2 separate regions of the Mus musculus genome follow, and region 1 is linked to region 2. Evidence: chromatin contacts called from ENCODE Hi-C data. All regions are on one chromosome and are shown on one strand. The core of a region is the stretch at or near the end of the contact, and the rest is flanking DNA. Distances in the headings are between cores, read along the strand shown. Region 1 holds the start of Actn2 (actinin alpha 2). Region 2 overlaps Actn2 (actinin alpha 2).

What was found. Hi-C counts contacts between places; a loop is a spot of excess contacts on that map.
Region 1: a loop to region 2 is called in a map of gastrocnemius, with 23 times the contacts of the local background. The contact joins the promoter of Actn2 here to the enhancer-like site in region 2. A Hi-C loop is called at or near these places in 2 of 37 maps with a recorded cell type or tissue (gastrocnemius and heart).

What each region holds. Positions count from the first base shown.
Region 1 is chr13:12,339,255-12,342,608 of GRCm38, reverse strand. Actn2 (actinin alpha 2) reads left to right here and starts at 1,877. Exons shown (of 21, transcript NM_033268.4): 1 at 1,877-2,234. The coding sequence starts at 2,109.
Region 2 is chr13:12,292,529-12,295,859 of GRCm38, reverse strand. Actn2 (actinin alpha 2) reads left to right here. Exons shown (of 21, transcript NM_033268.4): 9 at 1,458-1,550. Among named protein-coding and RNA genes, the nearest start is that of Gm40667, 16 kb to the left of the region's middle. Within about 2 kb of position 1,764, at least 2 of the 3 ENCODE cell types and tissues checked have a DNase peak (open chromatin) inside an H3K27ac peak, as active enhancers do; they include gastrocnemius and heart, where a contact is called at or near this core.

The sequences.
Region 1 (3,354 bases), core at 628-3,127, 47 kb before region 2:
GCAAATTCTAGTAACCTTCTATTCTCCCACTGCCCTCCCTCCCAGTTTAGGAAGTCCGATGAACTGTGTCTGTGTTCCCTTGAAAACTGTCCTTTCCCTGGGCAGGAAATTTATGCTATCACAGCTTTAATGGTTGTTTGTTTCCTGCCTTTTGGTGATCGTTGTAGTTCCTTGACAGAGAGAAAGCCTTGAGCGCTGCCTCTGCTTCCATGGTTCTTCACCCAGATGTTGACTTTTTGTATCATGGCTCTTTTTTTTTCTTTTGATCTGGAATCTGAAGTCTGCGGTTAATTTCCAAAGACAAGCACTGTAGTACTTTGATAAACTTGTTCAAAGAGTTGGTTTTAATCTAAAGAGAACTTTAAAATGTAAAATACGAAACCCCAGTTTTGATCTTCAGCATCACATATACCAGATGTAGTGGTACATGTCTGTGATCCCAGCATTCAGGAGTTCAAGAATATCATTGGCTATGCAGCCCATTCTAGACTAACCTGGCATTAGTAATGATGGCGTTACTGAGGAGAACAACCAACAATAGGCAAAAGCTAAGCTTGCCTGTGGTGAGAATTAAAAGAAAAAAAAAACCAGTAATACATTGCATTTGTTGATTGTGTGAGTTTTTCTGCAAAAAACAGTAGATGTTGAAAGAATTTGGCGATTCTAAGTCTACACAGTTTCTCTTGCAACCTGGCTGCAGATTGGTAGCCTTGCGCCACAAATAGTACTGTAGCACCTGCTGGCAGCGGTTACTAAATTGGGATATAAACTTAACTGGGGGGACCCTATCCTCTCAGATGTTTTGGGCACCTAATGCTGTATTCAGCTTATAGCAGGTGGTTGTTACAGGATTGACTTGAAATTTCAGCCCTCTGCTCCCATGGCTCTGGCTTTACTTCCTTGGGTGACATAATTTCTAGGGACGGCTAAGCAGGTCTGGTGAGAGCAGAAGTGCAGCACTGCGGGGAGAAACGGAAATGTAAGGAGAAACTGGCCACCGGCCTGTCATTGTCAGTTCTCTGAATTTATGGCTGGCAGGTGAGTACTAGACGCTTCCTGCTTTGGCTTGGTTACTGACATTTTGATACATTTGGTTTAAGTTACATGCCTTGAGTCCTTCAGGTGAGGGCGAGAAGCCAAGAAAGAGGGTATTCAGGGGTTTTTAAACGGAGGGAGAAAGAATGGAATGGGAGAGAAGACTGAGGATTAAGAGAGGGAACGATGAATAAAGAGAGGACAAAGAAGGAGGGAGACACTTTAGAAGAACTGAAAGAAGGGAAGGAGGAAGGAGGTGAACAGGGAGTAGAGGAGAGGTGGAGAGGCAGAGAGGCAGAGAACTGAAGAGGAGGAAAAGAGGAGAAAAGAAAGACAAATAGAAAAAGAGGAGGAGTGGGCAGGAGAAGGAGGAGGGGAGGGGAAAGGGGCGGAGGAGTGTGTGTGTGTGTGTGTGTGTGTGTGAGAGAGAGAGAGAGAGAGAGAGAGAGAGAGAGAGGTGGGAGTGGAAGTGGGAGTGGGGGAGGAAAAGGAGGGATGAGGGAGATTTTTCAGCTAGCTTGTGGACACACGGGAAACATGACTTTGCAGCGGGTCTTTGGAACCCTTGTGTGTGCTGTGAGAGGTGGGACCGGATCCATATGTGTCCTCTCCCTAGTTCTAAGCTTCCAACCCTCCCTACTTTCCTCTGGGTTGCTGTCCGAGGTGCCCCTAGGTCATCCCTGGAAGCCAGCAGAGAGCAGGGGTGGGCGGAGTCAAGGCAGTGGAACCTGAGCGGGGCTCTCCAGCCAGCCAACCACACGTGTTGGAGACGGGGAGTGGGTGGGGCCGGCAGCACGTGACTCTCAGCGGGCTATTAATCCGCGCGGCGCTGCCTGCAGGCGTGCTGGTACTTCGCCGGAGACTCCGCGCCCAGGCGTGCCGCCCCAGGAACCGCGAGAAGGTCACCGCAGCCCGCCGCCTTTCCATCCATCCATCCATCCATCCATCCATCCATCCATCCATCCATCCATTCATCCATCCATCCATCCATCCATCCATCCATCCATTTCTCCGTCCGTCTGTCCATCCCTTGCGCTGTGCTCGCTCCCCAGCCGCCCCAGCCACCCAGCGCCATGAATCAGATAGAGCCCGGCGTGCAGTACAACTATGTCTACGACGAAGATGAGTATATGATCCAGGAGGAGGAGTGGGACCGCGACCTGCTCCTCGACCCGGCCTGGGAGAAGCAGCAGAGGAAGGTCAGCAGGGTCCCTCACGCATGTCTGTGCCTGGGTCGTTGTGGGGTGGGGGCGTCTCCGGCTGTGACCACTAGAAGAGGCCCCCTGGTGGAGGCTCTTGTTCCCCCAGCCTCCCACCGCACCATCAGAAAGGACAGCACACCCAGAGATAGGCAGGACACCTGGTGTGTGTGTGTGTGTGTGTGTGTATAAAAGTTAACATAAGTTGGAAAACGAATGATGTTCAAAAGACTGTTAGACTAGAATCTGAGAGTCTCAGCTCTCCTTTTGCCATGACCTTGCCCTAAAGTTATTTTGTGACAGACCCTGCTGTCTTCATTTGCCCCAAGACTGTCTCCTCACTAAGACACAAAATGAAAACCCACTCTATCTCAACTTTCCTAGGTCTGGCCCAAAGATAATTCGAAAACTACTTATTAAACATGTTAGGCTCCTTAGAGAGGGATGCTGTAGAACCCTAGACATTCACCTACAAAGTAAAAATTATTTCACACTCTATTTATAGTTCATTGAGGTAAGCACACAGGGATGAAGGAGACAGCCAGCTTCCAAGAGCTCCCTCCCCATCTTGGTGCTCTATGGGGCCTAATGGAACATTCCATTATTCAGGGTTTCTTCTTGATCCTCTTGGCTAAAACAAATAGGGGTGCTCACCAGGAGGCTAAGTTCCACCTCTGTTTGACTGGGCACAGAGCCTGGGTGGTTAGGCAAGTCAACAGACTAACTCAACATTCTGACAAAAGCCAGTTCCCCAAGCCAGTGCCTCATGCCTTATCTTCTTACTTTTTCTGGGCATGAGCAAGGTGGATTTCCCTTCTAAGAGCCTACTGTTAGGTGGATGCTAAGTGTGAGTGTCAGTGTGCATGGGAGTTTCCATAGCTGCTCCTTTGAGTGATTGTGTGTCAGTAAGTGTATAATGTTGGAAATCTATGGTGATGTTAACAAGAAAGAAAAAGGCTTCATGCTTGCATTCATTATCAAATAACCACGCACTACTTTTATATAGTATTTCTCTTTTCTTGTCTACTCTCTCTTAAATTCTCAGTAGCAGCTCTGTCCCTGCTGTTGCTATAACCCTCTGATGATGCTACTTTTCCACCCCCACCTTGCTTCCCGAGAT
Region 2 (3,331 bases), core at 515-3,014:
TGTTTCTGCCATCTTTGTAAAGGCCACCACTGAGAGATGATGGTAATCGGGATCATTGTGCTCAGGAGAATTAGGGCTTTAGAGGGCCGGACTTTGGGGAGAGTGTCCAGTGGCTTCTCTAGGCCAAGTTTTGGATTGTCCTGGGCTGCACAGTGGTGTCCAATCTGTAGCCAAAGGTTGCAAAAATGTGCGTGTATTTACTTGGCCTTACACTGAAACATGATATTGTCACCTACAAAGTTCACACTCAAGAACTCTGTAATGAAGTCTCACACACACATGCACACGCACAAGCACAGGCACACGCACACACACATTTAAGTTGGATTGGTGGGATGGCTTAGACAATAAAAGCACTTGCTGCTAAGCCTGACATCCTGAGTTCAACCCCCAGGACCCACATGGTAGAAAAAGAGAAGACACTACAAATTGTCCTGATGTCCACATATGTGTCTTTATACACATAATCTACACCTGTGCCCAGTCATTGTACACACACATACACACACACATGAAATAAAATGTAAAAACAACAAGTAAAGCCAGGCATGGGAGTATACTCCTTAAATCTCATATCTTGGGAGACAGAGGCAAGCAGATTTCTGTAAATTTGAGGCCAGCCTGGTCTACGTATTGAGTTCCAGGCCAGCCAGGACTACATAGTGAGTGAGACTCTGTCTGAAAACAAAGAAACGTCTCCCTCCAAAAAGCCCAAAGAATTCAATACTTTACTACTTGGTGTTGGGATATATTCATTGCTATCCTGGTTACATGTGGCACCTGGGTCATGAGTTGGACACCTCTGCTTTAGAACAGGCACAGCGCTCTTCTTGGTCCATCCTAGAAACGTGTTAAGAGGCACGTGACTCAAGTTCCCTTCAAGATAATGACCAAGGATTATGTATTGGTTCATTGTATTTACTGCTCTTGTAGATTAAACAATGAAACAACATCTTAAGGCACGCTCATCTCCAACATCCCATCTAGAAAGTTCTTCCATGGATTCAAGGTCAATAACATGGATACATTCAGGACCCAACCTCTTCAGCTTTGATTTCTGAAGGCCAGGGTCATTCCAACCCATAGCCGTAGGGTCTATTCAGGAGTATTTAGCTGGATAGTCAGGGACCTGAGACCTTGGTTTCCTCGACCTACATATTTCTGTTACTAACTTGCTTGATGTTTTATAAAGTTTGTACTTTAGACTAATGATATCTCCCCATTATTCCCTACAGTATATTCAGCCTGCCGTGTAAGTCTGTGTGAAAACTAAAAAAAAAAAAAAAAAAAAGGTGTGAACTGATTCACCCCCTCTATCTTCCCCACCCTGACCCAGACTGCACCATCTTCAGCACGCCCTCTTCTCCATCCTGCCCCGCCCCCACATCTGGCTTTACGTGTGTCTGCGAGCATACCCTCGTCGCCCAGCCATCCTGTTTACCTATTGTGTTTTGCAGGCCGAGACAGCAGCTAACAGAATATGTAAGGTTCTTGCTGTGAATCAAGAGAATGAGAGGCTGATGGAAGAATATGAGAGGCTAGCGAGTGAGGTAAAGGAAATGGGGGCAGCTCCGTCCCATCTGCCTGCAGCCAGGGGTGAGGCAGAGGCTGCAAACGGACTGTCCATGTTTATTTTTTGCACTTTTCATCTCAGAGAGAGTGAGAGCAGAAAATACATCTGGTCTCAGGCTGCTTATCCTAAAGCAACATGCCGGGTACCTGGTGCCAGTGTCCCTGCCCGTCCCCCTGCCCCCACCGTGGCCTTGGCAAAGACCCCAAAGCTACATGTGTTGATGTGGTAGGAAGGGAATCTAGTCTTAGCTCTGTCCCTGTAAGGTCAGAATCGGTAACTTGTAGCCTGTGGGCTACTGCCATCTTGTAGGGCACTGTTTGTATCAAGGGCCCTGTTCAGCACTGTGACCTCATGTGAAAAGAATTTGCAAAGCCTTTTGGGAGGAGGAGGTGTGGTGTGCATGTGTGTGCGTGCGCGCACAGGCCCTGAGAGGGATCTGGGATGACAGCTCACCTTCCAAACCCTTTGAGCCTTAGGGACGAATTTTTGTAGCTCTTTATCCAAATTCTTGATTTGAGCAATGCATTTACAGTTCTTTTATTTATTTATTTATTTATTTATTTATTTTTATTTATTTTTGTCCTTAGCATAGAGGGTACCAGGACATCCTTGTTACTAACCCTGTGTTATTTTTGTAACACAAGCCCAGGCTGAGGGACCCAAGAGCTGTGTCTTCTGAGATAGAACTCAAGTACAGATCCATAGTCAAGACCAGATAACTTAAACTAAATCTTAAAAATAGTTTAAATGGTTAAAAAAGAATAAATGCAAGACTAGATAGTTTTTATGTTAATTTGATTCAACCAATAATTGCTATGTGCTGTGAAAAGCAATGATCAGCACAAGTGAGAGGTAAACCATCCCAAATACTTACTTGATGGGAACTCAATCAAGTAAACTAAATAAACTAAATATATACCTTCATGCTGCTGCTGTGGGAAGTTTAGCTGTTTGATTCCCTACCACTCTTTTTTTTTTCTTTTGTAATTGTTACTATTGCTGTGTAAAACAAAACAAAACAAAACAAAACAAAACAAAACAACCACCTCATTTGTTGGCATCAAGGAGTCCTTGACTTTACAAGAGAAGTCTATTCAGCACAGAAAGAATGCCAGGAATTTTCTTACTTCTTGTAAACTTAGTTTCTCCCTCACAGCTGTGATAAGACAATCTTACAGAAGCATTGTGGGGGAGACATGGTTTATTCTAACTCACAGTTCCAAGGGAGTGCGGTCCATTATGGGGAAGGAGGCATGGCAACAGAATCCTGAGGCAAGTCGGTCACTTTGTATCCACAGTCAAGAAGCAGAGAGAACAGGAAGCAAGGCCAGGCTATAATAACTTCCCAAAACAGCGCTACCTGCTGGGGAGCATGTACACACGAGCCTCTGAGGGACACTCCTGTTCAATGATGATTGGAGGTGTCATCACTGAAACTCCGTTTCATTCTAGCTTCCCACAGCATCAGTAGACATAAGAGTAAATAGAAGGGGAGCTGGAGAGATGGCAGAGAGATGGCTCAGCAGTTATGAGTCTGGCTGCTTTCCCACAGGACCTGGGTTTGAGTCCCAGCACCCACATGGTGGTTAACAACTGTCTGAACCCCCGGTTCCAGAAGGACCTGACAGCCTCTTTGGCCTCTGAAGGCACTTCATGCATGTGGTGCACAAATATACATTCAGGCAAATTGCCCATATGTATCAAATAAGAAGTAAAATTTCAAAACAAACTAAAAACTAGAAGAATAAACTAAGTGTC